Regions from separate parts of the Homo sapiens genome. Here region 1 is linked to region 2. The links are chromatin loops, found by intact Hi-C in ENCODE. Cell type or tissue: ovary. All regions are shown on one strand. Each heading gives the region's core, and the rest is flanking DNA. Links, peaks and the distances in the headings are about the cores only. Region 1 overlaps LINC02725 (long intergenic non-protein coding RNA 2725). Region 2 has its middle 130 kb from the start of MIR6090.

Evidence for each region. Peaks named below come from ENCODE experiments on the same cell type or tissue, not always from the same donor. Only the 100,000 strongest peaks of a DNase experiment are listed, where the experiment ranks them.
Region 1: it touches region 2 in a loop (4-fold over the local background); 1 of 110 quality-filtered maps calls a loop at or near these places.

Annotation. Positions count from the first base shown.
Region 1 is chr11:128,176,767-128,193,125 of GRCh38, reverse strand. LINC02725 (long intergenic non-protein coding RNA 2725) reads right to left here. Exons shown (of 6, transcript NR_183639.1): 5 at 12,503-12,666; 6 at 9,570-10,325. Among named protein-coding and RNA genes, the nearest start is that of LINC02098, 24 kb to the left of the region's middle. In ovary, for the core only: no CTCF peak of the experiment used is centred there; no DNase peak of the experiment used is centred there.
Region 2 is chr11:128,387,317-128,403,675 of GRCh38, reverse strand. No RefSeq gene overlaps it. Among named protein-coding and RNA genes, the nearest start is that of MIR6090, 130 kb to the left of the region's middle. In ovary, for the core only: no CTCF peak of the experiment used is centred there; a DNase peak (open chromatin) is centred at 9,045; H3K27ac peaks cover 938 bases.

The sequences.
Region 1 (16,359 bases), core at 5,209-10,208, 210 kb after region 2:
CTGGAGTGTTGAGGGAAGCCTCCTCTCTGGAGAGAGTGTTTAGACCAAGACTTACAGAAGATAAAGAAGGAGAAGGCGAATATCTGTGGGATGAGCCTTGAAGGCTGAGGAAAAACCAAGTGCAAAGCCCCCAAGGTGGGGAATGTCCAGCCTGTCCAAGGAAACACGAGAACTTGTCCCTCTGAGCAAAGTGAACTATGGAGGCTGCAGTGGAGAGTGTATCAGAAAGGACAGCGCATATCCTACTGCTCTTTGTAGGCCCTGGTAAGAACCCTGATTTTAATTCCATGCGAGATGAAAAGGCCTTGGATAGTTTTGAGTAGAATGACATTATCTGGCTTACATTTTAAAAAGATCACTCTGGCTGCCGTTTTGAAAATGACCTGCAGGAGTTCAGGGGTCAAAGAAGGTCAATTAATATTTAATTGCTAATTATTATTTCAACAATAACAATAGACATTTATTGGATAGTTTGATATTTACTTTATACCCATTATCTCATTAATTTTCACAGTCTGAGGGGTGGCTATCATCCTTATCCCCTTTGTGTAATTTCTAGTTGAGGTTTCATGGGATTTTTGTGACAGTTGATTCAACACACATGAGAGTGTGTGTGTATGTGTGTATGTGTCATATTTGACTTGAATATATTTAGTTTTGAAATAATTTTTAATTGACATAATATGAATATATTTGAGATTTTTATGCCAATTCGTACAGTATTTGGAGATGCTTAGAAAAACAGTGATTCTCAACCCTGGGTATACATAAAAATCACTAAAGGCTTTTAAATTGTCCTGCCTTAGAGATTCTGACTTAAGGAGCTGGTGGTGGCCCAGGCATCTGTGCTTTCGAGAGCTTTTCAATATCCATTCAGAATGGAAAAACACATTTAAGCGGACCTCCAATACCTGAAAGGACAAAATATGGAATATCAAAAATATCCCCAAATATTTTGATTTTGAATTACATTATTTTCAAGAAGTAAATGTATTACTGTCAAATTTGTGGACTACCTCTCACATGTTCATCAGGTCATACTGTGTGTATTTTGCAGGTGAGCTTTCTTCTGCCTTCTTCTTTTGCCCCGATTTCTTTAACCTCTTCAAATAAAACTGTGTCTGTTCTTATAAAGTACATTATTTTTAAAGTAAATTAAAAATATAGTACCTGAACACTTGGCAGATAATTCTTAATAAATATTTACCTAACTGCATGAACTCAAATTTTTATGAAAGAATAGGAAATTAAACAATAATTCCACAAATCATCAGGTTTCTATGGAGAGATGTACAGAGATTTCAGACCTAGAAAATATGGGCACTTAAAACCAGGGGTGTAAGAGGAGGGAAGTGATGAGTATGGGAGGAGAATTTTCTCTTTTCCCACAGTCTTTCTTTCAGCCCCGGCTATTTATATAAAGATATTACAGATAGCTACTTCTTGTCAAAGCTGGGGCTCAGGCAACAGCTCAGTGAGGCTAGGGAAGGTCAAGACCATAAAGCCACAAAGAAATAGCCTTAGGGACAAGAGAACTTGTGAGTTTTGTGCAGCGGATCAGAGTCAGGACGGGAATTTCTAGAAATGGGCTAGGATTCTTCAATAAAGGCCCACTGCTGTAACAAATCATGCTAACATTTCAGAAGCTTAATGGAGCAAGATCTACTTCTCGTTCATATTTGTATACAACGTCAGTCCATAATGGTGGAGAAGTGATACTTCGTCCATTGTATCACATTTGTTGAAGTGGGGACTCAGAAGTCCCCCATCTGCTGACTCGATGGACTCCAGGGAGTTGCAGTTCTCCAGATTCTCTTCAATCTGCTAAATCATGAACAAGCAGAGAGCAGATCATGGGATTCCGGGGGCCAGGCCAGAAATTCTGATATATAAGCTTCACCCTTATTCCATTGGTCAAATCTAGGTCACGTAGTGCCACCTCATAGCAAAAGGAAGAAAATGAAAAATGGTAGAATTGTCTGCCACAGGAGTTCAGGGACATGCAACTGAATGGTAATCTTTTTAAAAAGCTATTTGAAATGTGTTATCATTTCAGAAATTTCAAACATTAATATGTCTATTTCAGGAGATCACAGATAACTGATCTTTCAACGTGACATAATCAATTATCACATTTGAACTGAGAAACAGAGTCCACATTTTTTAAACATATTGTAAAAGTATAAAGGCAAAATAAATTTACTCTGTGCTAAATTAGGCAACAGCATTGGCTGCCTGATAGGGGAGATGTGGGAGAACCAGCATCAGCTATCTGGGATGGAGTCAAGTGGAGAGTGGGGTCCAGGGCCAGGAACTGAAATGTGGGGAAAGTGGGACATAAGGGAGTCCTATTGACACCCCTCACTCTGACTTCAAGCCAAGAGGTGAGCATTGGCTCACCAAGAGCCAAGAGACTGAATCAGGAGATGGGTGTTTCACTTTGCCCAGGCTTCAATTGTTGGATGGCGTTGAGGTGAGCAAAGATTCAAGTGGGTCTTTACGGTGCCTTCACATCTTTAGGTGGCCACACTCTCCCTGCTGCTCTGTGGTCTAGATACTGGTTCTCCTGAGTGCCTGAAGCCCTCTCATCCAGGACTGGTTGTGAGCACTGCATACGCCCTTTGATGAGGGTCGGTGGTGAGAAGGAGGGGTTCCAAGGCTGTGTTCTCACCTCTTCTGTGCTAGTGAGAAAACCACAGCTCGCCTGTTCTCAGAAGCTCACATGGACAAACCCTGTACTGGAAGGGACTTTAATATGGTCATGATCCCTTAATATTGTAAGACAGAGAAAATCTTTCAGGGTGTGGTTTCCTGACATTCCCCATAACGAAGAGTCTACAAGCTGTGTGTGTGTGTGTGTGTGTGTGTGTGTGTGTGCACGCGTGCACACGCACGTGCATGCACGTGCGTGAGAGAATTGTAGGAAACAAACTTTAAACAAAAACATTTCTTGAGAAACATCTTGTGTAGACCTAAACGTGCGTTATGATCTTTTGCTCTAGGCCCCATGTAGAGCTGAAACATTGTCCTGAAACTTGACCCCCCTTGGCCTACTCCCCTCATTGAGAAGTGCCCTTTCTCCCCTCATTGAGAAGTGCCCTTTTCAAAAGGGAAGTAAAAGCTGTGAGTAGCACCTATTTTGTCAGAGAGGCACAGGATCAAGTTCTACTTTGGCCTGCATGCACACTTCATGCATACATCATAATCTGTTTCATTGATATCCCCAGCCAGTCATACAACACCTTCTGATCTCTAGGTTTGGAGCCATATAAATAAATAAGAAAATAACTTTTTTTTAAATAAAAAGATTTCTAGACTAAAAAGGTACTTACTGGTTTCTTTCTTTCTTGTCTCTTTAATTTTGTATATGTTCCAGATATTTTTCTTGTTGTTTGGAATAGAAGTTTTGGTGAATTTACTTTAACATTTTGTTATAGACTTTTGGCCTTGTGATACGAAGACAAGTTACTTCTTCTTGCCCACCAGCTAGACAATTAGCTAGTCAATCAACCAACAGATGCTTAATAAGATCCTACTATATGCAAAAGCATTCTGGTAGCTACAGTAAAGTTTAAAGCAGAGAAAAGTCAGTTCTGCCTCTATTTTATATATATCTATATAATGTGTATATATACACATATCCATATTTTATATTAACATATGAATATGTTAATATATATGCATGTTTTATATGCGTATACATGTATATGTATATTTGTATATGCACAAATATACATATACATGTATATGTATATTTATATATACATATGCATGTGTACATTGTATATATACATATACATTTGTATATATGTATTTATATGTATATATACACATATGCATACATGTATATATGTATATATGTATATGTACATATATGCATACTATATGTGTATATATACACATATGCATACTATATATGTATACATAATTACATATAAAAACATGCATAATTACATGCGTATATGTATATATAATTTTATATCACATATAATTAATAACTACTATATACGAGGCACTTTGCAGTGTCTCAATTGGAGATACATTTGTCATTTGGAAACATGGGCAGGGACAATGGAAATTGTAGAAGTCAAGCAAAGTGTCTCAGCCAAATATGTTTTCCATAATTCCTTGCAAGTCTGTTCCCAGGCCTTCGCTTTCTCTGTGTGCCAAAGTGACCCTGCTGGGAAAATGGACCATGGAGACAACTGGAATGACTTTCACAGTGGGACTCGGGTTTTACCCTTGTCCTTAATAGCATATAAAAGCCTAGGCTGAGTTCAAAGGCAGGGAACATCAATCTTCGATAACACACATTTTTTAGGGTAGTGTGAGGAGTCAGGAATGTGTGACATGATGTGCGGGGCTGGGATGTGAGGTGGCTGCTGCTGGAGACGTGCCTCACGTTACATAAGAAGCACTTGCTTTCTCCAGAGCTGGACGTTGAACCAGCCTTATGAATGCTGAATGAAGCTGCAGTCCACACTTCTGAGGGAAGGGTGAGGTTTTAGAACACTTCAGGACATCCTGGCTGGTGGAATTCAGGTATTTCTGAAAGCCTCACATCACAGAGCACAGTCAACAGGGCAGCTGAGTTTTGAAGCCAGGCATTCCAAGTTAGATTTCTTTCATCCACATTCCTAGAGACACAGCCAATTCTCCCTCTGTCGGGAAGAGCTGCCTCCTTGTCCTCTTCCTGCCATCCTGCCTGACTTGTCTCCATGCCCTTGACACCTCAGAGGTTACAGGGTTCCTTCTCTAGAATACGTGTTTGTTTGTTTTTCCCTGGCTCAAAGCTTAGGTAGAGGCCCATCCTGTGAACTCAGTGACCCGCCCCTTTACTGTGTAACAGCATTTTTACATGATCATTTTTGCTTGTCTGCCTCAGCCCCTGAATTTATTCTTTGGGTTGTGTCTCTAGTGCCTAACATGGTGCCTGGCAATAGCAGATGTGAAAAAATGCTCATTCACTCTCAGATGAATCAATGCCTGCAGTCTCCCAGAGCATCAGTCTATGCTAACATATGTGGCCTTCTGGGAGCCTTTGCCTTCAGTTCCTATGGAAACTGGGTGCTGCATTTCACTTAATGTAGAACATCTGAAAACAGGCCTTGTGGGAGGAGCCCTGGAGTGCAGGACAATGAATGGCTCATTAGTGTCAGTGAAACTTCCCTCCATGTGCAATTGCGTACACCATTAGCATCTGGTCCTGAATAAGTGGGGGACTCCAACAGATGTTCCAAAGGCTCCATGGCTAGCTTTCTCCTCATTCACAAAATTGTGTTCCCTGCTACTCCCCTATTGGCCTGTAGAACAAGAAAGTGATCTTCTGAAGAACCCTAACTCTGTGTCCCTTGAAATAAACCAGGTTCCTCTCCTCATTGCAGCTTCTGGAGGGAAAGAGACGAGAGAAAAGATGGATAAATAAGCATAAGTGACAGAGCTAGATATCTATGTTGGGCACAGAGCTGCTGCTGCTGCTGTGTGTGTGTGTGTGTGTATTTCACATTGTATTAGTTTGTTAGGACTGTTGTAGCAAAGTTCCATAAATACCTTGTGGTTTAAATACCAGGTGGCTTAAACAACAGAATTTTGGCTTCCCTGTTCTAGAGGCTGGAAGTCTGACATCAAGGTTATCAGCAGGGTTGGTTGCCGGTTCCTTCTGAGGGCTGCGAGGCAGAATCTGCTCCATACTTCTCTCCTAGCTTCATGCGTTCCTTGGCTTGTAGACAGACATCTTCTCTCTGTGTCTTCACTTAATTTTTGCTCTGTACATACCTGTCTCTGTATCTCCCAGTTGATATGGGGTCATTATAGTGAGCTGTAATCCAATATTATTGGCTCCCCTTGAAGGGACCCCATATCAACTTAATCATCTGCAAAAGCCCTATTTCAAATAAGTTCACACTCACAGATAAGGGGCTTAGGATTTCAACATCTTTTTGAGGGACACGATTTAATCCATAACACATATTAAATTATTTCAGGCCATTTTAAAATAAAAGAAAACGGGCACAGAGAAGACAACAATTTTTTTTCTTTTTTTAAATTTATTATACTTTAAGTTCTGGGATACATGTGCAGAACGTGCAGGTTTGTTACATAGGTATACATGTGCCATGGTGGTTTGCTACACCCATCAACCCATCATTTACTTTAGGTATTTCTCCTAATGCTACTCCTCCCCTTGTCCCCCAGCGCTCAACAGGACCCAGTGTGTGATGTTCCCCTCCCTGTGTCCACATGTTCTCATTCTTCAACTCCTACTTATGAGTGAGAACACGTGGTGTTTGGTTTTCTGTTTCTGTGTTAGTTTGCTGAGAATGATGGTTTCCAGCTTCATTCATGTCCCTGCAAAGGACATGAACTCATCATTTTTTATGGCTGCATAGTATTCCAAGTCTTTGCTATTGTGAATAGTGCTGCAATAAACATACGTGTACATGTGTCTTTATAGTAGAATGATTTATTATCCTTTTGGTATATACCCAGTAATGGGATTGCTGGATCAAATGATATTTCTAGTTCTAGATCCCTGAGGAATCACCACACTATCTTCCACAATGGTTGAACTAATTTACACTCCCACCAACAGTGTAAAAGCATTCCTATTTCTCTACACCCTCTCCAGCATCTGTTGTTTTCTGACTTTTCAATGATCGCCATTCTAACTGTCATGAGACGGTATCTCGTTGTGGTTTTGATTTGCATTTCTCTAATGACAAGTGATGATGAGCTTTTTTTCATATGTTTGTTGGCCACATAAATGTCTTCTTTTGAAAAGTGTCTGTTCATACCCTTCACGCACTTTTTGATGGGGTTGTTTTTTTCTTGTAAATTTGTTTAAGTTCCTTTTAGGTTCTGGATATTAGCCCTTTGTCAGGTGGATAGATTGAAAACATTTTCTCTAATTCTGTAGGTTGTCTGTTTACTCTGATGATAGTTTATTTTGCTGTGCAGAAACTCTAGGTTAATTAGATCCCATTTGTCACTTTTTGGCTGTTGTTGCAATTGCTTTTGGTGTTTTAGTCATGAAGTCTTTGCCCATGCCTATGTCCTGAATGGTATTGTCTAGGTTTTTTTCTATGGTTTTTATGGTTAATGTTACAATATTATATTGAACTGAAATTGGGTCTGCTAGATTTTGATCTCCTGACTTTTACATTATTTTATGCTATTGGGAGGAGAGAGTGAGAGGGAAGTTATGTCATAAAGAAGTTTGTCCATTCAATAAAATGGCAAAGCCTAGGCAACATCACATAAAAGTGGGAAAAGCCATCGTCTGTTAAATTGTTTCTTTTCTTACTCGTTTATTTTTACCTCATGTTTTATTTTGAACCAAGATTAACACTACTGACCCTAGTCAAAACTTTTTTCACTTATTCATCCTACAAATATTAATCGAGCATCTACCATTGGCCTAGGAGACTTCTAGGAGGTAAAAGTACTGCAGTAAGCCACACATATCCCTGCTGTCATGAAACTTGGATTCTGTTGTGTAGGGATGGTCAAGAAAAGAGATATCATTCATTTATACTTTCATTGTTGATATTTATATTTATTTCCTGATGGTAAAATATCAGGTCATGAATAAGCTAAAGCCAGATACAGGGATAGAAGGCTACTGGGAATAACATAGGCTGGTAAGGCAAGGGGTCTCTGAGAGAGTCCTGAGGAAGTGTGGATAGGAGCCTGTATTAGTCTGTTCTCATGCTGCTGATAAAGACATACCCAAGACCAGGTAATTTACAAAGGAAAGAGGTTTAATGGACTCACAGTTCCACGTGGCTGGGGAGGCTTCACAATCACGGTGGGCGGCAAAGGAGGAGAAAAGGCACATCTTACATGGCAACAGGCGAGAGAGAGAGCATGTGCAGGGAAACTCCCCTTTATAAAAACCATCAGATCTTGTGAGACTTATACCACTATCATGAGAACAGTATGGGGGAAACACCTGCTCTCATGAATCAGTTACTTTCCACTGGGTCCCTCCCATGACGTGGGAATTATGAGAGCTACAATTCGAGATCTGGGTGGGGACACAGCCAAACCATATCAGGGCCACAGGTGACCATGCAAATAACATTTCAATATGGAGCAACGAATCAGTGCAAGCCCCCAAGGCAGGAGCATGCTTGGCAGGTTTCCAGAAACAAAGCAGAATGAGCCCTGGCACCATGATTTAATTCGGTAGTAAGGGCTACTGAGAAAGAAGGACCCTATTTAGCCAAGGAGTAGACTCCGGAAAATGCAAGGCAAGTTGAATGGAAGGAGAGGAATCACACAGAGCATAGAGCAGAGGTTATGAAATAAGAGAAAATATCCATCACAATGATGACCTTCTTTGGTCATCAGAACCAGAACACTGAAGTTATCATTGCGTTTTCACTGTCCTTGATTCCATTAACTAAACTGGCCGTGAACTTTTGCCAGTTTTACTCTAAGATTTTCCTCCTATCTATCCTTTCTTTCTGGTCACCCATCCCTGCATTTATTAGTACTCTTCAGGTCATTGTTCTTTTCCCAAGTTTATCCTTCACAATCCTACTCATCTTCCATGTGTTTCCACTGCATAAATGCCACTCTCTGCCCTTAAAATATAAACTCATAGCCCTTTCCCTACAATTCTGAACTTGTTACCACTACTCAGGTCAGCACATCCAAAGGCCCAAGAGCAGAGCAAGCAATTTAGGGTAGAGGAGTATTTGAGGACACTGGGAATATATGCCCATTAGATTGTTTCTCTTACCACTCTGGGAGATGTTCTTGCCCATTCTTAGTCCCCATATGATCCCCATCTTATTCCCATTCCCCATTGTGACCATGCTTCTCTGGCCACCATTATTTGGTCCAGTAGATGGTGCTTGGTCAAATTGGGCCAAGTAATATCTTTTAGATGGACAAATTAAATTAAGCACTAGAGAGATTCTGTTGTTTTTCTAAGAGTGTGGATCTGTAATATGTACATTTGGAAGAGATCAACCCTTTGATCTGAAGAAATAGAGAGAAACAGCAACAAGAAGAGGGTGGGGGGTGTTGGGAGGGAGGAAGAGAGAGTCAGAGAGAGAATGCACACAGTTGTACAAAAAGGAGTAAAATTGAGGAATAGAAATAGACTCCTGACAACACGTAAGTCAGTAGTTTAAATTCATTCCTAAACTTTGTCTGCTTTTTACCCCTAGATCTTGTGGGATATCGTTTTCTTCAGTTGAACTTGAATGGTTTCCATTTTGTATGTCATCAAGGGTTTGATGAAGTCAATCCTTCTTTCAGTTTTGCCCCATCCTAATGTCTGCTATTGGGCATTCTTATGTGATAGTTTGGTAAGTTGGATGGTATCATTTCTATACTTGACAGTTATGTCTAAAATATACATGATTTGTTTGCTGAAGTTAAATGTGTGTTCTTAAAGTGTCTGTCATTTGCTGCACTGGAAGAAAAGAGCAAATGAAGTCTATTTTTACAGTGGGCAGTTGTGTTTTACTTTATAAAAATGAATGATCAAATTACAAAAGAATGATTTACAACTGTTATTGAGGGTGTTAGATATTTGACCAAAAAGATAAGACCTAGGCATGCTTAAAACCTTTATGTTCACTTTCAGTTGAAAAACCAATGCAATGAAAGTAAGGCACATCTGAAAAGACAGTCTGTCAATAGAAGAGTAGGATCCCATCTGTAAATATGCACACAAATTTTCCCAAATATACACACACTACATGAAGCAATATGGGGCTGAGAGATTTGGGAAGGGTCATAGAGATGAAAGGCAAGGAGCTAGCATTTATTCAGTGCATACTGGGCACCAAGCACTTAGTACATGTGTGTTTAACAAGTTATACAATTTTCTATAAAAACCCTATTACATATGTACTAATCATCCCTTTTTGCAGAGAAAGAAATTGAGACTCAGATAATTTAAACCATTTATCCAAGACCATGTGCCTATTGGAACTAGTATTAAAACACAGATAGCTCTAATTTCAGAGTCCATGACCCTTCCCTGTCACTCTTCTGCCTTCCGGTTTCAAGCTGTGTGCCCTGACCTCCTGTGGAGTAGGAGCTTACAGATCACAGTCAGTGGATTCTTAGAATTCACTGTGGTGGCACAGTTGAATCTACAGGTTTATCTCTACTTGGTCTCAACCAGATATCTTCCACCTACATATGCTTGACTCAGTGTGCTGGGCTTCTTGTGTAAGGTTTCTTCTGGAAAAAATACTTCATTGCTTTAAGAAGTTTGAAAGCCATCATCACAAGTCCAAATAGGTAGTGTTTGTCCAAGTTTAATCCCATTTTCTCCAAGTTTAATCCCATTGCATCTAGGACTTTGAAAAGAAACAGATTATGACTTTCACTTTTTTTAAAAAAAAAAGCTTAGTTTTTTAAAAACTGAAGTGTAAATAGAGAAGATTGTCTATAGTATATGCATCAGAAAACCCCTCCTGAAACAGGGAAATCAACTTGTATACAATCAGAGTGGTAAGGAGAGCAAGGAGATAATCATTACATGACAATTACCAAATAACAACTTTTAAACTATAGGTACAGTTCCTTTATGAAGTAAGTGTGCAAAACTACAATGGCTCTAGCTTCAAAACAGTCTAAGAGCATCTAAGAATAAATACTTTCTTATTTTAAAAGGCATGCATATCCCCAAATTCAGCATCAGCAAGCAAGCAAACGAGATCTGGGTTTCTGCAAGCCACATGGTACAAAGATGGTTTGGACCTGACCCACTTTCATGGTTCTGGTTTTCCCTGTGTAGCTGTTTTCATTGCATAATTGCGTTGCTGATTGAGCGTCGGTCACCTTAGGCATTGGGCTGAGAAGCCAGGGGACACTATTGCAGAGCCTGTTGCTTATGACAGGGGTTAACATTGAAGCACCACAGAATGGTATTCAGTATGGTGGAAGCAGTCTCAGGCCTCAGGCCACAAGGGTGGAAAGCAGCTGAGCTGGGGAGGTTTTGTGGTATTGATTACAGAGTAACAGGAGAGGAGGAACTAAGGCGGAATGTGCATGTTCAAGTCCTGACCACCTAACCTCTCAGATCCTCAATGTGAAATGGCATTAATAAATGAAGTTTATAATGAGGTTAATCATCAAAAAGTTGTATTTAAAAAATAGGCCGGGTATGGGGGCTCATGCCTGTAATCCCAGCATCTTGGGAGGCCAAGGCCGGCGGATTAGCTGAGGTCAGGAGTTCGAGATCAGCCTGGCCAACATGGTGAAATCCCATCCCTACTAAAAATGCAAAAATTAGCCAGGTGTGGTAGTGGGCACCTGTAATCCCAGCTACTCTGGAGGCTGAGGCAGGAGAACTACTTGAGCCTGGGAGGTGGAGGTTGCAGTGAGATGAGATCATGTCACTGTACTGTAGCCTGGCTGACAGCAAGACTCTGTCTCAAATAAAAATAATAATAAATGACATAATGCATGCTCCTGTTTCTTTCCTCCTACTATATTCTTCACATTGTACTTTTTGTTCAATGTCTGTGTTTCCCACTGGACTATAGTTCCTGGGGTCGAATATGATGTTGTTCTTGGAGGCTGCTATATAACTGACAATCAGCCCAATGCCTTGTACAGAGATGTACCTGGACATACTTCTGCTGAACGAATGAATGAATGAGTTTAACAGTATTTTGTTAAGTATACAGAATTGTTACTTGAGCTTTTGCCATTTCTTGACTGCTAACTGGTTAATTTCTTATCCAGAGAAAACCCTCCTACTCAAAAGTTGTTTACAGGGAATGACGCCCTTGAGTCACATCACAGTGATAAAATATGTACTCGGCAATCCCTCCTCACCCCCAAACTGGCCTCTTGCAATCTCCACCACATGATGATCCCGTGACGTCTAGGAAACAGCCCATTCTGTAGAGAATAAAAAGCTGTCCATCTCTCATTGTTCCTCCTTATAACCTTCCTCTCCTGCCCTGGCTCCTCACCCCCATCCTTTTCTATTTTCTACTTCCTGATCCATCTTGTCCCCAGGCCACTACTTGAAGTATGAGCAGTCTCCCTGCCTTAGGCAATTGATAGGTCCAGGGACACCGAGGTCAGAGCACAGATTGTTTTCCAAGTGTCCCTGAAGCCCCTGTATGGTGCTGGGGAGTCAAGCCCAAGGAGGCAGTTCACAGGAAATGGGACTGAATTTGCAACAAGCGGCACAAAGTGGCACCGGATATCACCAAACAACCAAAACACTCATTGTTTTCTCCCCACCCTGTGACCCAGGCCTGGGTTTATAAAGAGACAGCAGCTGCAGTCCTGGAAATCCCAGGTGAACACTCAACAGAGGGCACTGTTAGAAGGAAGCCAGGTGCTAGGCTTTGAGTGAGGGATGTTGACTGAGATTTCTGGGGTTCCATTTTTGTCTAGAATTATGTTTGCCTAAGCAATGTGCAGGCGATAACAAGATTCTTGTGGAATTTCAGCATGGGAATGGTCCAATTGTGAGTCATTTCCTCAGTTACTTAGTCAGCAACCTGGTACTTACTGAAGGTCTTCTACATGCTGGGCACCAGGCTAGGGGTGGAGACAGACAAGGGAAGATGCTCAGCACATGAGCCTTCAGGCCAAAGTGAGCTTCTGTTCTAGTTCTCATTCTGCTTCTTACTCTCCGAGCAACCTCAAGCAGCTGTATGACCTCATGGAGACAAACTGTGAATATTAAACAGAGATAATACATATGAACATCCAGGGGCTCAATGGGATAATTTATGTATGTATCGAAGTTCCTGATTTCAAGATCTTGGTTATAGTTCTCTGCTCTTAACACTACTGCATAAGAGAATGATCTGGAGAAATTTTAAAGAATGCCAATGCCTAAGTCCCACCTCCAGAGATCCTAGGAACATTGCTCTATTTATGAAGCTTCCCACATCACTTAATGTGCAGCCAGGATTGAGGACAACTGTGTGACAAGACAAAATTAACACATGGCATAATTAGAGAAAAGTTGATCACAACATGTCTGCATTCCCTTTCAAATAACATTAGTCCTGATGGCAACATTCTCATCCAAATTATCCAGATGAGCTTTGCAAATTTCCAACAAACTCGTTGACTATCCAACAATTGTATTAGAGGCTTCTTCTAAAATCCATATTTACCTTCTTTTACAACATTTCCTTTATCTTTAGTAAAACTCTGGCCTCTTTCTCTTGCCTACCCCCTCCTCTGTGGACTGTAAAAATGTGAAAGATTTATCTCCAGAAGCACATTCGAGTTCACTTATAAGTTTCTCTATAAGTTCACTTCCCATGAAAGTTAAAACAAAGACAGCAAGGAGGAGAAATAGAGAATACTAAGTACCTTTTACAGTCCCCTCTCTCCACTCTCCCTCTCTCCACCTCCCCAAAATCCAGCTCATCTGATTTCTATTATGCCCATATAAATGTCTCCTAAGCCTTGGGCATTTGGGGACATTGCCAACTCCACAGCTACTTCATGGTTTCACATTCCCCTTGCTCCTGTAACTCTGGCCCAAAGCACCAACTAAGCTCTGACCTTGACTGTTGAAGACAGCATGAGCATCAAACACTTACATGTGTGTTTTATTCAATAATACTTTTAAGCCACTGTCTTCCTCCAGCAACATGACACCTGCCAATCCAGGAAATCAAATCCCTTAAGAAAGATCAGTAAACAAATCTTCCTGGAAACCTGCATTGGAGGTGAGACAATCAAATGCAACGATGTAAGTAATTATCCAAGGCCATTGCAAGGAGAATCAGGTGCTCCTGTCTCCCACTATGCAACACAAGGCCTAGTTCTCTAGTTACAGAGCACAATGTTGCTGTAATAGCCTAATTGATTTATAATGTTTTTCTCTGTATTGCAGCATGTGTGCAATTAGTTACTGAAAAGGAAACACAGCTCAGCTCAGTTGCTGCATCTGCTGCTAGTCAGGGACATACAATTTCATGCCCTATTTTCCAGATGGCTTGATTAACATTCAGAGGAATCTAGTGGCTTGGCCAGAGCTGCAAAAGAAGCAGGGGAAGCTCAGGTATAATTGGACCTGGGAGAACCACCTCAGATAGAAAGAAAGCAAAATCTCGAAATGCAAGCCAAACCTGCAATACTGTGAGAAGGAGTAAAAGATGGGGAGTGGCTCTTTTTCCTCCATTTATTCATATATCAGTTCATTTATATAACAAATATTCAACGAGTATTTCATAAGTACCAGTTTTCTGTTAATTTCACAGTGGTAAGCCAACAAATATGTTCCATGCTTTAGGGAGTCCACAGTAAGTGGGGGAAGCACATATTAAATAGAGAGCCACACATATAAAAATGTGAGTGTGGGGCTGAGCATGGTGGCACATGCCTGTAATCCTGGCACCATAGGAGGCCGAGGCTGATGGATCACTTGAGGTTAGGAGTTCAAGACCAGCCTGGCCAATATGGTGAAATCCCAACTCTACTAAAAACACAAAAATTAAGCAGGAGTGGTGGTACATATCTGTAATCTCAGCTACTCGAGAGGCTGAGGCAGAAGAATCACTTGAACCCAGAAGGAACAGGTTGTAGTGAGCTGAGATCATGCTACTGCACTCCAGCCTGGCCAACAGAGGCAGACTCTGTCTCAAATATATATATATATATATGTATATGAGTCTGGGAGTGATATCTGTTAAGAGGAAAGTATAGTACAGGCAGAGAAGTACAGGTTTCCCTGAGGAAGAACTGTTAAATATGAGACCTGAGGAAGGGGTAGAGATGATCTCCAGAGAGGAGGAAAGGCATTTCAGAAAGAGTCCATAGCAGATTAGAGAACAGATCTTGGTGAATGTCAGTAATTTTAGAAAGGCCGGTGTATCTACAGCCTGACGAGAGGGAGGAGGTGGTATAGGGTGAGTCTGCAAATGTCAATTAAGTGCGGGGTAAATGGAGGCTTTGGGATTTCTATTAAGAATGTTGTATCTTTAAGTATGCAAGGAAGCCACTAAATTAGACATTTTAAGTAGAAGAGAAAACATGATTTAAATATTTAAACATTTGTTTTAATTGCTCCTTGGAAAACAGGGGCAAGATGGGAGTGTCATGAGTGGAAGCAAAGATAGCCTTTGGGAGCCAGGTGAGTACTGGCTGTGGCTTGGGTTTGGATGATGAAGTGGAAGCAAAGATAGCCTTTGGGAGCCAGGTGAGTACTGGCTGTGGCTTGGGTTTGGATGATGATGGTAGAAACAAAATGAAATTGATGATTTAGAGAGCTATCTAGGATGCAAAAGTCAGTAGGATTTGGTAGTAGATTGAAAGTGAAGACAGAGACGAAAATGGCAAGAAGAATGACATGTTTTCTTTCTTGAACAACAGAGTATGTGAACACATGGATCCTTCTCAGAGAGATGGAATTTAAAACAAGAGTGTGGAGTCAAATGTTTTGACAGAAAGCATAGAGTAAGAGGAAAAGGGGGCTCAAAACTGAGGCTTGAGGAATTCCAACTGAAGAGGTCAAATTGGTGGAGGACGTGATAGGGAAAAAAAACTATATTTGGAGAAATGAAAATAAACCAGGAGAATGGAAAGAACCCTATCAAATGCAATGCAGTTGTCAGGTACCATGAGAATTGAAAGATGTCTGTTGGGCTCAGGAGTGTGGAGGTCCTCATGACTACTATAGAGGAGCAGTTTGCCTGGCTGCATGGCATGTTTTGAAGTCCCAAACTCATTACCAGACTGACCCCTGAGAAGAGCTGTGGAAAGCACCAGTGTCTGAAGAGGTTTTTCTCTGTTAGTGCTGAAGGATATAATTGGATGGTTGAATGAGTGGGTGAATAGAGACTTTGCCTGCATCTCCAAACTTGTTTCTTATTTCTTAGTTGTGGCCATTTCTTTCTGGGAGAGGAAGGCATGGGGAAATGGTGAAAAGGGAATAATTGTCACACGTATCTACTAAAACAATTGACTCCACCCTCTTGTTTTAAATTCCATCTCTCTGAGAAGGATCCATGTGTTCACATACTCTGTTGCTCAAACAAGAAAACAGGTCATTCTTCTTACCATTTTCTTCTCCCTCTTCACTTTCAATCTACTATCAAATCCTCCTGACTTTTACCTCCTAGATATCTCTCTAAATTATCAATTTAGATTCCTAAATTAATCAATTCCTAAATCCTCTGGCTGGCCAGATTATAACATGGTAAGAATGAAGGAACTAAACAGATCTGGGGTTGTGAGTGGTGAGTTGTGGCCATTTCTTCCTGGGAGAGGAAGGCATGTGGAAATGGTGAAAAGGGAGCAATTGTTACATGTATCTACTAATTAAGACATCACATCGATCAGGTAACCCGTATTTATCCTCCACCTAGATCAGTCATTCCCAAGCCTGGCTGATCATCAGAATGA
Region 2 (16,359 bases), core at 7,101-12,100:
TTGGAGTTACACAGTGTGTACAGGAAAGCCTGATAGGAATAGAAGCAACACAGAAAATATAAGGAAAACAAATTTTCACATATAGATGAAGAAATAAAAGAATGAATTATCCATAAGCAGAGAGGAGAAAATCAAAATTCTGTACTTGGCTCAACTGTGTATTCACTGTGCAAGAATCTGAAATTTCCCTTTCTTAATCACTGGTCAGTTGGGTATTCTCACCGGTCTTTGAAAGGTCTCTCCCTGGTACATGAGCTACCTGAAGTCAGAGGACAGTGTTTAGGACTGCACTATTGCCTGGGCAGGGTAGAGTCAGATTGTGTGGCTTTGTACTGAGCAGACTAAGATATCAGGGCCCTTGAGTGTTTTGGATGGAGGGGGCCAGCCCTAACTCTAGAGCAAGTTGGATCAGTGGTCTCCAAAACATTTCCATTAGCTCACACTCGGGGGGGGGGGGGGTGCAACCTAGAGACCACTCCACAGAGTCAGATCATTAGATAAAACATAGTCATCTCCTGTTGAAAATTATGGGAAAGGAGTAGAAATAAGAAAGCGGCTATTTGTTGTCAAGCTCAGTTCCCCATTTGACTTGTGAGGTGGACATCAGAATCAGAATCAGAAGGATTTTTTATGAGAGGATCCCAGATAGCCTCCCTGCTTCTCAGAACCTGTGGGAGAAACCAACTTGATCCCTCCCAAGCTAATATGTCTGTGGAGTCATTTTTTTTTGCTTGTTTCTAAGCTTGATTATTAACATTTCTTAAAAAATTTAGAAAGAATAATGTGTTGGGGGAATGCATCTCCTTCCCTCTCAAGCAACATTGCTTGACAGGTTAGCAATGAAAATGAGAAGTCTGGTGATTAGAGTGGTTAGGTACATGGGCTTTGGAGTCCACTCATCTATATTTGAGTCCTACTTGCCCTTAAAATCTGTCTAAGTTTGGGCAAGGGATTAATCTCAATAAGCTTTCATTTTCTCATCCCAAAATCAAGGTCCTGGTAAAATTAGTACCCACCTCAAAAGGATGTTGTGAAGATTAAATTAGATAATGTATGCAGTGCTCAAAATGTATTAACTTTTATTATTGCAGATATTGGGCCAAGTTAGAGCTGCCCTTGCTCATTGTTTCTAAATAATTTAGCTGAGGTTTAGACTTGAGATTTACTAGAATCTGCAAATTCTCTCAATGGAAGACAATTCTGGCTGGCACCAGGCACACTTGTGGTCTTCAGGCTGGCTGAAAATGTCCCGTAGCTCTCTTTGAGGGAGGCTGAGCTTGTTTTTCAGGAGAATCTCATGAGCAGTGTGGTTGTTGCTGGTTGCTGTGGACCTATTTCCAATCTAAGTAAGTATCTTACATAATAACAGGGTTGAAAAAATTAGCTGAGTTTCATGTGCATCAGCAGTGATTTGTGAAATCAAAAATGGCAACTTAAACTCAGATTGTATTAATGGACATCCGAGAACTAGAACAAGGTAATGATGCCGCTGCTATATTCTGTGCTGGTCAGAACTCATCTGGAGTAGCTGATTAACTTCTGAGGATTGCACTTGAAAAGGAAGAACAACGAAGCAGAACAAGCCCAGAAATTTGGAGCCGGTGTAGTGAAGAGCCTTGAAAACATGTAACTATGGATAAATGTAGGAACTAAAAAGACAAGGCCAAACGGGGTACTACCAGTGTCTTTAAATATTTACATGGGAGAAGAACTAAGCACTTTTCCCATGCCTAATGAGAGGACCTAGAGGGTTGTAAGTAGCTCAGTGAGGAAGAAGGTTAGGTAAGATCAACTTTTAGCTTGGCTTAGTGTAAGAAAAGCAAACTTCATGAAAGTAGGGATTTTTTTGGTGGGGGCGTGCGGGGTGCTTGTTTGTTTACTTTTTTTTTCTATCATCTAAAACCAGGCTTGGGCACTTAGTTGGCATTTAATAAATATTTATTGAATAAATGAATGATGGTTTTTCAAATAGTTAGAGTTGCCTCAAAATGAGCTGGGATGGCTCAGGAAGCAATGAGTTATTTATTCCTGGACTTACCCAGGCATGATGTTTGGTGAGATGTGATAGAAAACATTCAAACGTGAAGTGGGGGCTGGGCTAGGAGAACTTCAAGGTCTATATTAACCTTTAGATAGAATTATTCTATGAATTATGGAAAGGACAAGTGTGCAAGGGAACAAACATGAAGTTTGGTGCCCTTCCAAAGCAGTTGCTCAACAATTCATGTATCCCTCAACACCCCATCCTGCCCACTCCCACTTTTGGTTATAATGAACTCATGGCTAGCCAAGGAGTTTCCTTCGTTAGCTGAATGATTGTCGTGCCCTTCCACTGATCTGGCGAGGACACAGCTTTCAGCTCTGACTTCCATCATTTCTCTTAAGTGTTCCTGAATACAGTCTGGTAGCATCAAGAACAGAGAAGGCTATACTTTGCACTCAGAATCCAGGACTAGGGAGTCACTCTTTCATGGGCCCATCACCCTGCACCCCAACAGCTTGTGAAATGCCTGCAGCTCCCTGCTTAGCTTCTTGGCCTCCTGTCCAAACCCCTCACCCCCACACTTTTTTTTTTTTTTTTTTTTAATCAGAGCCGCAACCAAATTCCCTAAGACCATAACTGGTGTATAGACTCAAGAGTATAAACACGATCCCTGGCATTCATCACGGGTAATAGAAACCAGAGATGAACTGTCACGTAGCTGGCTATCCTGTTGCTGAGTCAATGCAACCTTTTAAAAACACACTAAAAAATACACACACAGGCTGGGAACAGAGCATGAAAGAAATTCCAAGGAATAGTTTCCTTTTTTCCTTGCTTTTCTCATTTTAATTATATAGGAATTCTGTAACCAGAAAAACATAAAGAATTAAAAATAGAATCCGGACTTCTAAGGATCTGCAAATAGAGTAGTACATGGAGAAAAAGCTTCTTATTATTTATAGGCCATTCTCGTTGCAAGAGATTTAATCATTTTAATATGAAAAATATGCATGGTCCATCTGGTGGCTACCTCTTCACCTCAGTTGCTTCTCTCAGCAACCATGCCTGTTGGCATATACTGTAGTTGCACAGGGAACTAGTTTTGAAGTTAGAAGACGAGTTTTAATTTTATTTCCTTTATTACTTATGTGACTTTGAGTAAATTACTTTTTTCTTTCTAAATTTTAGGTAACTCACCTGCAAAATGAGAATCAGAATATCCATTATGCAGGAATTCAATGAAGATTCAATGACATAATCGTCTGTTCAGTCCAGACCCTGAAATATAGCAGGCCCTTGGTAAAGGTTAATTGATTCTAGATCTGTTTGGAGTTAGAAAATAGCTCAAAAGTATAGGCCTTGACACTACTCAAAAACATACTAGCTATTCTTCACCAAAACTGCTTATCCACAAATAACTATATATGTAAAATAAGAATAAATGAATACATAAATATAAATATATATATATGACATCAACATATACAAGCTTTTTTGTTATGGCATTTCACACTGACAGAATAATTTTTATAATGATATGAAACCATTTTATTTTTGGTTAGGTTAATGCCCCTTTGCTGTTAGAGCCAGCAAATGCCCAGCAAAACACGAGAAAAATTAAGCATCTAACCTCGTTGGTTCAGGATTGGTACTTTGTAAAGATAAGACACTTAGAAGATAGATACAATTAAAATAAGACAAGAAACAAGGCAGAAATTAGAGGTGACATATTCATTTGGACGGCCATCAACCACAATCTACTCAGCTGTATTCCTAATTAGTACTTAGGCATCTTAGTTTCTATCCAGCTTCTAAGCCTAATTACTTCCTCGACCATTATTTATTACCTGGTGTGGTAAGACTGATGCAATTATTCCCATTTCATAGTAAACATGAATAAACCAGAGGGAAGCTAAGTAATTTCCTGAAGGCACCCAATGTCTGTTATGGAGTTAGGGTGGAATTCAGACAGGCTTTGAGTAATTTTAAAATAAAATACCTTTAGCAGAGTGAAGCTGGGTTTGCCTAATAACCTCTATTAAGTCGTGAGCACAGGGCCATGTGTGAAAGTGGCTTACTGCATGTTGAATGTTAAGTGAGCGAGCACACTCCACATGGCTAGGGTAACTATTTTATAACTCACCATTCAAAGCGGAACACCTCTGATTGTGAAAGAGAGCACTATAATAAATATTCTGGAGCAACATGTATAAACAAGACTGTCATGGAAATTTCAAGACATATGATCACACTATCTAAAGCAGATCACTCCAGTGAGCCATCTGAGGTTCTTGGAATAGCAGAGCCACTCTCTGCAAGCAGTCTGCAATTTGACCCTGGAACTTGCAGCCCAGGCTTTCTTGAAGATTCTTGGTTTAGAATCATGGAAATGACATCATCCTGAATCAACTGATCATATCCTCTTTTGTGCCACATTCAGTGGGTACCATGTGCTAAAGAGAGAATTTCATGTAATTACAGTTGATTACATAAATGGTTCTTGTCACCTTAGTCTACATAACTGAAGTCAGAGTTTCTTGAAAGTAGCATAGAGAATCATAAAAATTATTTAGTGAATCTCTAGAATATGGTATTTCTTTCTTTGGGTAAAAATGCCTGTTTCTTTCTCTTTTAACAAGTTTTTGAAGAAACTGGTTTTAAGTTTCTGAATCAAACACAGATTTTTCTTAAACTATTTGCATCTTTAATTTCCTCTTTTAGGTCTCCTGTGAAAGCTCATTTGGTGGTTTTGTAATACTTCAGTAAATTTAGCTCCTGGTATGTGATTTAAAGAGAACTATTGAACACTGTATTGTGATATAGTGGAAACAATACAGGACTAAAAAGAATAGTGTTTTGTGTTTTGATCCAAGTTTACCATTAAGTTGCTCTTGACTTGAAATGAGTTATTCAAGCTTTCTAGGTCTCAGTATTTCTCTCTCTCTCTCTCTCTCTGTCTCTGTTTCTGTCTCCCCACCTCCACATATACAGTAGTCATGCATCACTTAAAAACAGGAATACATTTGGCTGGGCACAGTGGCTCATGTCTGTAATCCCAGCACTTTGGGAGGCCGAGGTGAGCAGATCACCTGAGGTCAGGAGTTCGAGACCAGTCTGACCAATGTGGAGAAACCCTGTCTCTACTAAAAATACAAAATTAGCTGGGGGTGGTGGCGCATGCCTGTAATTGCAGCTACTTGGGAGGCTGAGGCAGGAGAATCGCTTGAATCCGGGAGGTGGAGGTTGCAGTGAGCTGAGATCGCAACACTGCAGTCCAGCCTGGGCAACAAGAGCAAAACTCTGTCTCAAAAAAAAAAAAAAAAAAAAAAAAAAAAAAAAAAAAAAACCACCACCACCACCAACAAAAAAACAGGGATACATTCTGAAAAATGTGTCATTAGGCAATATTATAGTATGCAAACATCCTAGAGTGTACTTACACAACTCTAGGTGGTACAGCCTACTACACACCTAAACTATATGGTATAGCCTATGGCTCCTAGGGTACAGACATGTACAGCATGTGACTGTACTGAATACTGTAGGCAATTGTAACACAATGGAAAGTATTTGTGTATCTAAACAGAGAAAAGGTACAGTAAAAATACAGTATTATCATCTTATGGGAGCACTGCGGTTGGTCATTGACTGAAATGTTATGTGCAAATGATTATATATACACATAGATATATACAATACATAATAAATAGATATACAATATTATATATATATATATATATATATATATATATTTCTGTACCACACAAGCTGTGTCCATTCATCAGTTGATGAACCTTTGAGTTGTTTCCACTTTTTGGTTATTATGAACAGAGCTGCTGTCAACATTCTTTTACAAGTTTTTGTGTGGACATATGTTTTCGTTTCTTTTAGGTATCTACCTCCATGGAATTGCTGGGTCATTTGGTAACTATGTTTAAACTTCTAAGGAACTTCTAGACTTTTCAAAGCAGCTGTACCATCTTATATTCTCACTAGGATGTATCAGGGTCCTAATTTTCTCATATCCTCCCCAACACTGGTTATTGTCTATATTTTTGATTCCAGTCATCCTTGTGGGTGTTAGGTGGTATCTCGTTTCGATTTTGATTTGCATTTCCCTGATGGTTCCTGTCACTACTCATAACCATACAGTTATTTATCTTGATTAGAGTTCAGAACTATAGAATACTGCAAGTATATTGGACGCTCCTAATCCTGGGACTGAGTGAACAATCAACAATGGAAGATATGTTTAAAGTTTAGCTTTAACCTATGGAGGAAAACTTGATTTGCTGAGTCCCTGACTATGCAAGAGGCTGGTGGTCCCTGCTGAGGAAGGAGTGAGGATCAGCCCTTCCCTCTGGTCTGCAGCCTCTGCTGACAGCTGGCTGGTGTCCGTCATTGATCATCACACTAGCAGAGTGCGCCTGGTCCAACACCTCTAGACTTGTCCCAACGGTTTATTTGTCTAATGGCTCTTCACAAACAAGAGAAGGAGAATCACATCTCCCTTGAACATGCATCCATCTTTCGGTTCTCAGGATTACATTTGTTTGCTCTGACCTTGGCAGTCTGTCTCAGACAGCTTCTTTCTATATCAAATGGGTTGTGTTAAAACCTAGTTTGAGAACGAAGAGTAAGCCAGGGAAAAATGCATCATTTTGCAAAGTTCGAAACCAGGCATTTTAAAGAACTAACACATCAGTGAAGACAAATGACAGGACAATGGATTTAGAGAGCATGTGTTCCCCTAAGCCCAGTTTGTTTGAGTAGTGTGTGTGTGTGTGTGTGTGTGTGTTAGTGTGTGTGTGTGCATACTGAAATTACTTGTGAAGATTTTTTTCAAAACATGCATGCCTGGACCTCAGGGTCTGACGACCTAATTCAGGTGGAGCTTAAACAATTTTTTTTTCCCTAAATAAGTCCCATTATCCCCTGTGTTGCTGAAATTGAGTAGATCATCAAAACTAGTGAATACTTCAAAGTTGTACCTATTTAGTTTCAAAATATAGATTATTTTCTGTACAGTAGATTTGCTTTTCATGTTGTGTTGTGTTAGCACACTATTAGAATTATCTCTTGTGCATATGCTGGCGAGGGAAACGGTAAGGATTATATTCTCTATTACACGCCTATAGGATACGATGCAAATGTATTACCCCTTCCATGGTTTACTCCATGTGTATTTCTCCAACCTCATCTCTTGCTACTTTACCACTTGATAATCTATGTATTAGTCAGTGTTCTGCAGAGAAACAGAACCAAGGGGCTATATATAAATATATAAGAGGTGATTTATTAGGGCAATTGTCTCATGTGATTATGGAAGCCAGGAAGTCCCATGATATTTCATCTGCAAACTTGAGAATGAGGAAAGCCAGTGGTGTAATTTAGACTGAGTCCAAAGACCTGAGAACCCAGGGTGGCAATGAGGCTGGGGGTAGAAGTAGTGCTGGAAGGGGGGTGGGCACCAGTGTTAAGTCCTGGATTCTAAAGGCCCAGGAACCTGAAGCTCTGATATCCTAGGGTAGGAAGAGTTGGATGTCCTAGCTCTAAAAAAGAGAAAGAATTTACCCTCCCTCTGTCTCTTTGTTCTACTTGGACCTTCAGTGGATTGGATGATGCCCATTCACATTGGTGAGGGTGAACTTCTTAATCATAGCCAAATTTTAATCATCGCAATTTATACCCCAGACATGTTAAATACTTACATTTCTTTGAATGTTTGTTTTCTTTCTTTTTGGTTTTGTATGTACTGTTTGTTTTTCCTGGAAAGTTTTTTTCTGAAACTTGTCCATCTGGTGAATTTACGTTAATTCTTCAAGATTCAATTCAATAGTTTCTGTGAAGCCCTCTCTGATTCCCTACTCCAGAATTGACCTCTCCCTCCTTTATACAAAAACAGTTAATTTCTTCTTTCCACATTTCTTGAGCACTTGTACGTTGTGCATTGAGCTAGGCTCCAAAACAATTGTAACGTGACTCCATTCCCTCTTAGCCTTCTCAATATAGTAAACGAGAAAGAAAAATATCCAGATAATTACAATGTTAAGTGTGTGAAGGGTGTGTTGGGAAAATCTGAGACATTCTTTGGGAGCTGATGGGAGGGACACATAACCTATGGGGAGGAGACATCATTGTTACCTTTTGGATAAACTGACACCTGAGCTGAGCCTAGAAGGATGAGTAAGAATTAACTGGGAAGAGAGGGCAGGGTAGCACACCAGTAGTGAAAGGAGAAACAGAGGCCACATCTTGAAGGCAAAGGATGATGCCTTTGTGAGGCTTCAAGTCATCAGGTGCTTGCAGAACATAGTGTGAAACGCAGCGTGAAACTGTAGTGGGGGGCAGAGTTCATCATGGTGTTAGTAAAAGCTGGAGAGGTAGACTAAGATCCTTTCCAAAATAATTATTTGTTTATATCCTTTATCCTCTCCTCTCCTTGAGAGAAGCAGTCTTGTTTTATTCAGCTCTGTACTTCAGTGACTAGCACAGTACAAATTTATGGAGGGCATTCACACACATTGAATGAGTGAATGGGCGGATGAGTGAGATGAAGATGGGATCACAAATTAACTGTGAACAGCCCACGAGGAAGAAACATGGATCTTCACAAAGCATTTGGGTGACTTTGCTAAAGGATGTTGATTTCATTCTTTTTACCCCTCATTTCATCCATTTTATTACCATATATTTCCTAAAGAGAAGGTCTGGCCAATATCAAAACAAAGCAGACTACTCTGTTTTTAATTACCTTTTTCAAGGCCGCACTGGCAAGGCAAAGGCTGCCTGGGTCTGACTTGAGCCACAATCAGAAACATATTGTATGCTTTCCTTGTAAGCGCTGAATGGAGTGCATGAAGCTTATATTGATAAGGGTTGAATTTTAGGTTTTATCTTTTAATAGGGGTGATAAGATTCGAATGCCTCAGCCCTCTGTGCTATCTGGGTGCTGATGGTGGGAACAGTCACCAAAGTGATGTGCTGGTCAGTGGTGGGGGCCCTGGGCTAACCTCAGAAAAACACAAATATGAGTGGGTGGAGTGGTTGCTTTCCATGAGAATCTTTCTCCCTCTCTTTCACAGCCTGGCCCACACGATTGGGCCCTTTGCCAGCAAGCAAAGCAATGGATTATTTTTTCCATTGGTCAGAGGATGTTTTCTTTCTTTTTTTTTTTCTTTTTGTGAATGGAGATAAAAAACTTTCATTTTAAAGGAGAACTTTAGGAATTTCATTTTAGTAAAATGAAAGACTACCCAGATTCCCAGGAAGCATTGGAGGAAGGAGCAGAGCCTGGGGCAGCAGGGGCCCTTGGAATCATGCAGATGTGAGTGTCAACCCCGTTTCTGCTGCAGGCCAGCTGTGTTCCTCTTAGAGTCCCTCTGGCCTTTGGAGCCTCCAACCTCTTGATAATATAGGGAAATTTTTAGGTAAATAAAATGAAATAAGTGTGAATAACATATTTAGTAGACACTCAACATGTGCTATTTTCCTTCCTTTGCTCTTGAACGGAAACAAAGGATGACACTGTCTTCCCATCAGTCTTCTGTATATTTGGGGGAAAAGTCAAGAATACAAACCTAAGAATCCCAAGGGAAAGCTTTGCATATACAATGTCTTATCCTGCTGGCTGATCTCATTCACTTCAACTCACCAAATATTTATTAAGTATATGCTTGTGCTTACAATTGCTTATGATTGTGGAGTTTACAGTTGGATAAGAGATGCTAGCTGAGCTTTGTCTTCAATAAACATATCTCTTTATTTACGACAATGACAGAACTTTGTATGCCGGGCAGGTAAATAGAACAGGGCAATATGTATGCGGGTGTGCGTGCGTGTGTGTGTGTGTGTGTGTGATCATGCACATAAATAGTTTTGTGAGGTGAGAGATCAAGGGCTGGCAGAATGAAGGGACTTTTTAATTATTTAGACTGAATTGGGAAGGGCTGTACAGTGAGCAAAAATGTCATCCAGACAACTGTTTTTCCATATGGGCTATACTTTGGCCAAGGACAGAAGCCTTTGGATTTCATAAATACTTGGTGCATTTCCCTCTTCATATTTCTTGATGTGCCCAAAACATTGGTGCCTCCATGCCTCTAGGCCAGCTCTTCCTTCTGGCTGTAATTCTCTTCACCAGCTATGGAAATTGAACTCATTCTTCCAACTCCAGCTCAAAGCTCAGCTTCTCTATTAAGCCTTCTTTCCTTTTGTCTATTACCTCATGTAAACACAAGATACATATCTTAGGAGTGAATGAAATCAGTCTTATAAGTGGTTTTGAAAGTTAATTTCTCTCAAAAATTTTCCATTCATCCCCAAATTGGCCTGGGATCTTTAATAACTCCCCAGTAGTCTATCAGTTCTCGTTACCATCTTCTCCCACATCACCTCTTACCAGAGTCAGAGAACAAAAGCTTCTACAGAAACATAAAACCCACTCTGCCCTTAGCTTATTTTTTTTGAAAGTCAACTCAACAGTCAGAAGGAAAAGCAGAACTCTGTATGTTTTGCAACACACCTGCCCCTCTCAACAAATTCATCGAGACCACACAGATTAATAGTGCAAATGTTGGAGAGACGCAGAAATTAAGGAAGGATGTGAAGAACATAAAATATTAAAATAATAGTGGGACACAAGCCATTTATCTGCTTCAAGAGGGTGTGGACAAGGGAAAATTCACTCACCTCGTAGCAGTATGATACCAAACCAAGAGACTGAAAACAGAAGAAATCCAATGCAATCATTTACCCAAATCATTAATCTTGCCAATTTTCTTCTTTGACATGTGGGAATCAATTTAAAGTGCTCTGATTCCATAGATAATATGAAACTGCCATCCCACTAGGGAAAACTCTATAAATATTCCTTTAGTTACTCCTCTCTAAAGTGGGAATGGTCTCTAAGATGTGAGTAACGATCATCTAATCAGAAGGGACTCATGACCTGGCCAGGCCTTAGGACCTTGGCTGATGAGTTTCCCAAAATATCCCAAAAATACTGATTTTCAGTTGTCCCATTGGACCCAATAAAAATATTAAATTCTCAATAAAAATATTGAGTCCAATGGGACAACTGAAATTCAATAGGAAGCCCTTCAGTCTTCTGGGATTTATAGAGTGTTCAGAAGACAAATTCTGGGGAAACCCACAGAGTGTGGCTGAAATTTCAGCTTGGTTTCTGGATAAGCTGAGTTCTACTGAAGCCACACCCACCTCTGCTCTGGTCCTCCTTTCTTTACCCTGTTTATCCCTGTGGGTTGTGGATAGGGGCCTGGGCAGGATGATCTCCTAATAGAATGCGTAGCCCATCCTCAGTTCAGCATTCACTTGCTTCAAATGCTTTCTGTGGGATTTCGGTTTCTATCAGGTCTTGTTTTTAGCCTTTTATCAAAAAAAGCTCTCTTGCCCCTTATGCAATTTTTCAGGTAGTGACAACTTTTCTTAAAAAAAAAAAAATTGGAGGCAGCTCTAAACAGCTTCCAGAGCAACACACAGCTGGTTGTTACCACTTTGCTGACTGAATTCATAGCACTTTCTTTGCCTTTTGCCCCCAAAATCAAATGGAAATTCATTGGCAAGGATATAAACATAAGTTTTTTCCATCTCTTTTTTATCAGGAAAAAACACTGGAAAAACAGATTGCATGCCTGGGCTGTTGGCCCTTGAAATTCCCTGCCTCGTCAGACCTGTTATCTCAGTAACAAGAACAGTTTAGACAGTAGGAATCTAATCAGCTTTCACTTCAATTAGCCCCAGGACAAGTAGGCTGGACTCTCTCTCCTCTTCAGGGACAAGAACTGGGCATTTTAAGAGATTCAGCTCTACCACAAATGGAAGAAGAGTTTCAGCCATATTCTGTCGGTCATTTCCAAGTAAAATATATTTTCTTTTTGAAGGGGCCAGAGGCTGCACAGGGACACACATTTGGAATTCCTTGTCCAAATGGCCTCTAGCCATTTCCAGGGTATTCTCGTGCCCCTTCCTAGTGTGTGTTCTCTGGAAGGCAGGTCCTGGGCACATCTTAATCTGAAGGATTGCCAAGGCATGGCTCTTTATGGGAGTGCAGATGGAGATGAACTTCCAGGCTGGAAGACAGAGGTGATGGCGGGTGGGTGGGCCAGGTGTGAGCTGACTTCACCCTTCCATGTGCTGGCAGAGAATCCATAAGAAACTGAGAATTCTGAGTTTGGGCCAGGCCTTGTAGATGGTTATGAAGGTAAATTGACAGGTAAAAGGATAGGATTTTTTTTAAGCTGATGGTCAATTAGCTTGATGTGTCGCGTTTGAATATTTAGACTTATAGTATGTGATTCTCCATTTCTATTATTGCCCAAGGACTCCAAATGTTAAATGAGAGCCTGGAGGATGATACACTGTTTTTACTTAGGCTCCTCAATTTGAGGAACTAGGTCAGTAGGAAGAGGTTGAGTATATTTGGTGGGTGTACCTATCTCTCTACCTTCTCTTTGGAAATAGAGAGGAAGTCTACTGTTGTGGAAAGTACCTGAGATTTGGAGCAAAAGAGAATTGTATTCCATAAACATTTATTAAGCACCTATTGTATGTCAGCCACTGAGCTAGACACCAGGATAGGTAAAACACAACAAAAATTCTCAGAAAATTTATAGCAAGAAAATGGGTGTGTAAAAAAAAATGACAAGACAATGTATTAAGAGTCACTGTGAGCCGGTATACTTTAAACAAATAAGGGTGGACATCTAAAAGAGGGAGCAGCTCACTGGGGGAAAAGTCTCTGAAACCTTCACAGAAGGGATGTATTTCACCTGGGATTAGTGGATGTTTGGCAAGAGAAAGGAGGAAGGTCTTACTGGAGGGAATGAGTAGTGCAGAAGAAAGGAGGCATAACAGGGGATCTAATTTTGACTTGATAATTATCTTTGTAACTTATTTGTTCAGTGACTTTTGGATACATAACTTCTCTTAACCCCAGTTTTATCTTCTGTGTAAGTGGGATAACAATATAATGTCATGATAATTAAATGAAATGGTGAATGAGAAACACATATCTTAAATTCTGAAGCACTAATAAAATTTTAATTATTGCTGAAAGTGAGATTTCAGGCCTGGATCACTCTAAATTCCAGCTGGGGAATACTCTATTGGTTCTGGCATGAAAGCTGAGATACCTTCCTGGCGGCCCTGTTAGCATGCATCCTGAAAATAAACAGTCATATCTGGCCTTTCTTACAGAAGGAACACTGGGTTCAGAGTGGGGCAGCCTAGGAATGTTCCTGTGGGTTGGTAGAAGGAGGAAAATCAGGAATGGAAGGACTGCTGGCTCTTCACAGGCATCCCTCTTTGCTTGGAAGTAAACCAATGCTTTCCTACAGCCCAACAGTGTGGCTGAGTCTATGACCTGTGATTATGCAATATAAATTATAGGATCTTCTAGATTTGAGGTCAGGCTTCTCCAATCCCCGCTTGCAGAGGCCTCACCCCTAGGTCCAGTCTTCTGTATCATTTTCAGGTGAGAGACAGGGATTTTGAGTTCTTCTTTTGGCACTAGTATGGCTGATTAATAAATAATCTGAAGACAAAGGCTGTGTCTTTTATAATTCAGCATCCCTGGCATCCTGAACCGATAGTGAACACAGCATAGATTTGTCACATGAATAAGTTACTGGGAAGGAGGCTGCTCCTCCAGGCTCTAAAGGGGCCTATTCCTTTCCCTGATGATGTAGAAAGACAATGTGTTTTGTGTGCTCTGGCCAGTTCTCCAAGACCATGGCTGTCTAGCCCTAATTGCTGAGTGCCTGCCCCACTGAAGACACATCAACAACAGTGCATCTTACTTGGGGTCATCTCCTCCAGGGCAGATCCCCTTGGCCCCCAGGACATTGACAGCTTCTGTTTCACATCTGTTTTTACTTCTGGCCGGGCCTTCTGGGTCACTGCCTTGGCCCAGCAATCTCCCCTTTCACCTTCTTCCCACTCCAGGTCAGAACAGAGAGACCTTCTCTTCTCTTCCCATCCCCAGGGCCTCAATCTGCTCCCTGACCAGACTCTGTGGGCCTGTGTCAGCCGTCCTGTGGCTAAAGACTCCGAGACTGTCTCTGCACCACTGCACTCAGCTCTCGCCAGCCTAGCCTGCTCTCACCCCTCAGACAGTGCCTGTTTGCCACTCACATGTGCATATCTTGACCTTTGGCTGTTGGAATGTCAGCGCGCACATGTAGCGAAAGAATCCAATCTGCTAGAAGCATTAGGTCTTCAAATTGTCAGAACTCTGGGAGGCTTCTTGACATTAGCATTGTATCAGCTGTGTATTTTCCCACCTTGTCATCCTCTCCCCCTTCTACTCAATCATTTGGGTCAGAGTTGATGGGACATGCCTAGATGCAGGGCTGAATTGTTTTCAGCAAAACGGAGAGAGAATAGAGTCTTCTCCCTTCCCTTCTTTTTTTTTTCTTTTTTTTGCAGAACCTTTATTTGGCACCAATGCATCGTTTATGCCAAAGGGCTTGCATAAAAAACATGTTCACTACAGAAAAGTACTGGATGGAGGGGTAAGGGAGGCCGCTGCAGTTATATTAGTGGTTGTTAAGGAAACACATTAGGAATGAAGGTTGTGGGCTTTGATCTCAAAAAGTTTATACTCTATTTGTGAATACAGACCTCACCCATATGAAGCCATGGCAAAACATCTGAAAGAAGTGACTAAGTGCCTAGTTGTGGAGCACAGACCTTAAATGTCACCAGCAATCAGAAGTAAGAGACTGTGGAAGCTGTGAGGATCTGGGAAGGCTTTTGGAGGAGATGGAGCTTGAGCTGGTCTGCAAAGATGGAGTGTGTGTGTGTGTGTGCCCTTATTATATTCCCAGCACCCAGTGCAATGACTGACATCTCATAGATGATTGATATGCATTTTGTATAAATTAGTGAATGCACTGGAAGGAGAAAAGATGAAGAGGGAATGTGAATGTGGAGATGAATGGGGCATGTTTGTAACCCAATGGACTGGCGTGGCAGGGATAGAGGGCTGGGGCCAAGTGGCTTGCCATTAGGCTGAATAGATAGGGGAAGGGGAGAAAGCAGTAAAACCTTGCAGTTGTCCAAACCTCTATTCAGTGGGAGTTCCCGCTGTCTGATGTTGCTGGTGGTGCCTATCAGGGCAGGGCGTGCTGAGCTCGGATCACTTTTCACTTTATGAGCTGGTTTTCTCATTCCAGGGGGCTATGGGAAAATATTGCCATATCACAGAGATCAAAAACATGGTGCTGCAGATAAGGAGGGTAGGGTGACTGCAGGTAAGCAGTAAGGGTCACTGAGATAGGTCTCTATTCCACAGCAAAGCTAAACAATTCAGACTTTCACACCCACTAAATCAAACCCAAACAAGACTATAAAATGGGAGGGAGGGGCAGCTGGAAGGGAATTCTGTGCCCAATGTACACAAATACAGCTGGGCGAGAATGACTGCACAGGACACATTTGCTTTAATATTATTGCTCCTCTAGTCATTGTGCATATCTGTGGAAAATTTCGCCCTATTTGTGAGATTTAGGATGTAAGCACCAGAATATATCGGTTGCTGTGAGACCATACATGTTTTTGTTTGTTTACCCTATAGACATTTATTGAGTGTCTATTATGTGCTAGGCCTGTATACATATACATTGATCATTGTATGTGGGCTATGGACTCTGTTCTTATGAATCTTGCAGTCTACTGGAAAGAGAGAAAACAAAGAAGCAAGTTAAATAAGTAGAAAGATGGAAAAAAAGTGTCTTCTATTGAAAATATTCAGATGGGTAAAGATAAGGAACTTCAGAGCACCAAAGTATAGCATAGCTGATGTTCTCTCTAGAAAGGGGCCTTTTCTTGCATTAGAAGTAAGGTTACGATAAAAAAAAAACACATAAACAAAAACCCAGGGTATAACAAGCTGGGACCAGGGCTGGGGGCTGCTTTTAAGAAGATGATTTCTTCCACCTGAAGATGAGAATACATAGAGCAGCATAACTGTGCTTATAAAGAGAATGGTACAGGGTATTTGACAGCACATACTCTCTAGAAAACACAGCTTTACTGAGTTAATGCATCCACAGGAATAAATGAGGGGGGTTGCAGAGAAGTTGTACTGGGGAGTGGTTAGCTCTTCAGGCAAGCCTGGGTCTTTTTTGTCTCTTCGGAGTCAGAAATATTTGAGTTCCAATCAGTCTCCTGCTTTCCAGTTGTGTGAATGTGAATATGTTTAATCTCTATAAGCCTTGGCTTTGTCATCTGTAACATAAAGATATTCAACCTTTTAGGTTGTTCAGTTCCATTATTATGTAACATATCTAGCACAGCATCTGGCATAGAATATGTGTGTCACAGATTGGAACCATTTCAGCCTATATCCCTGG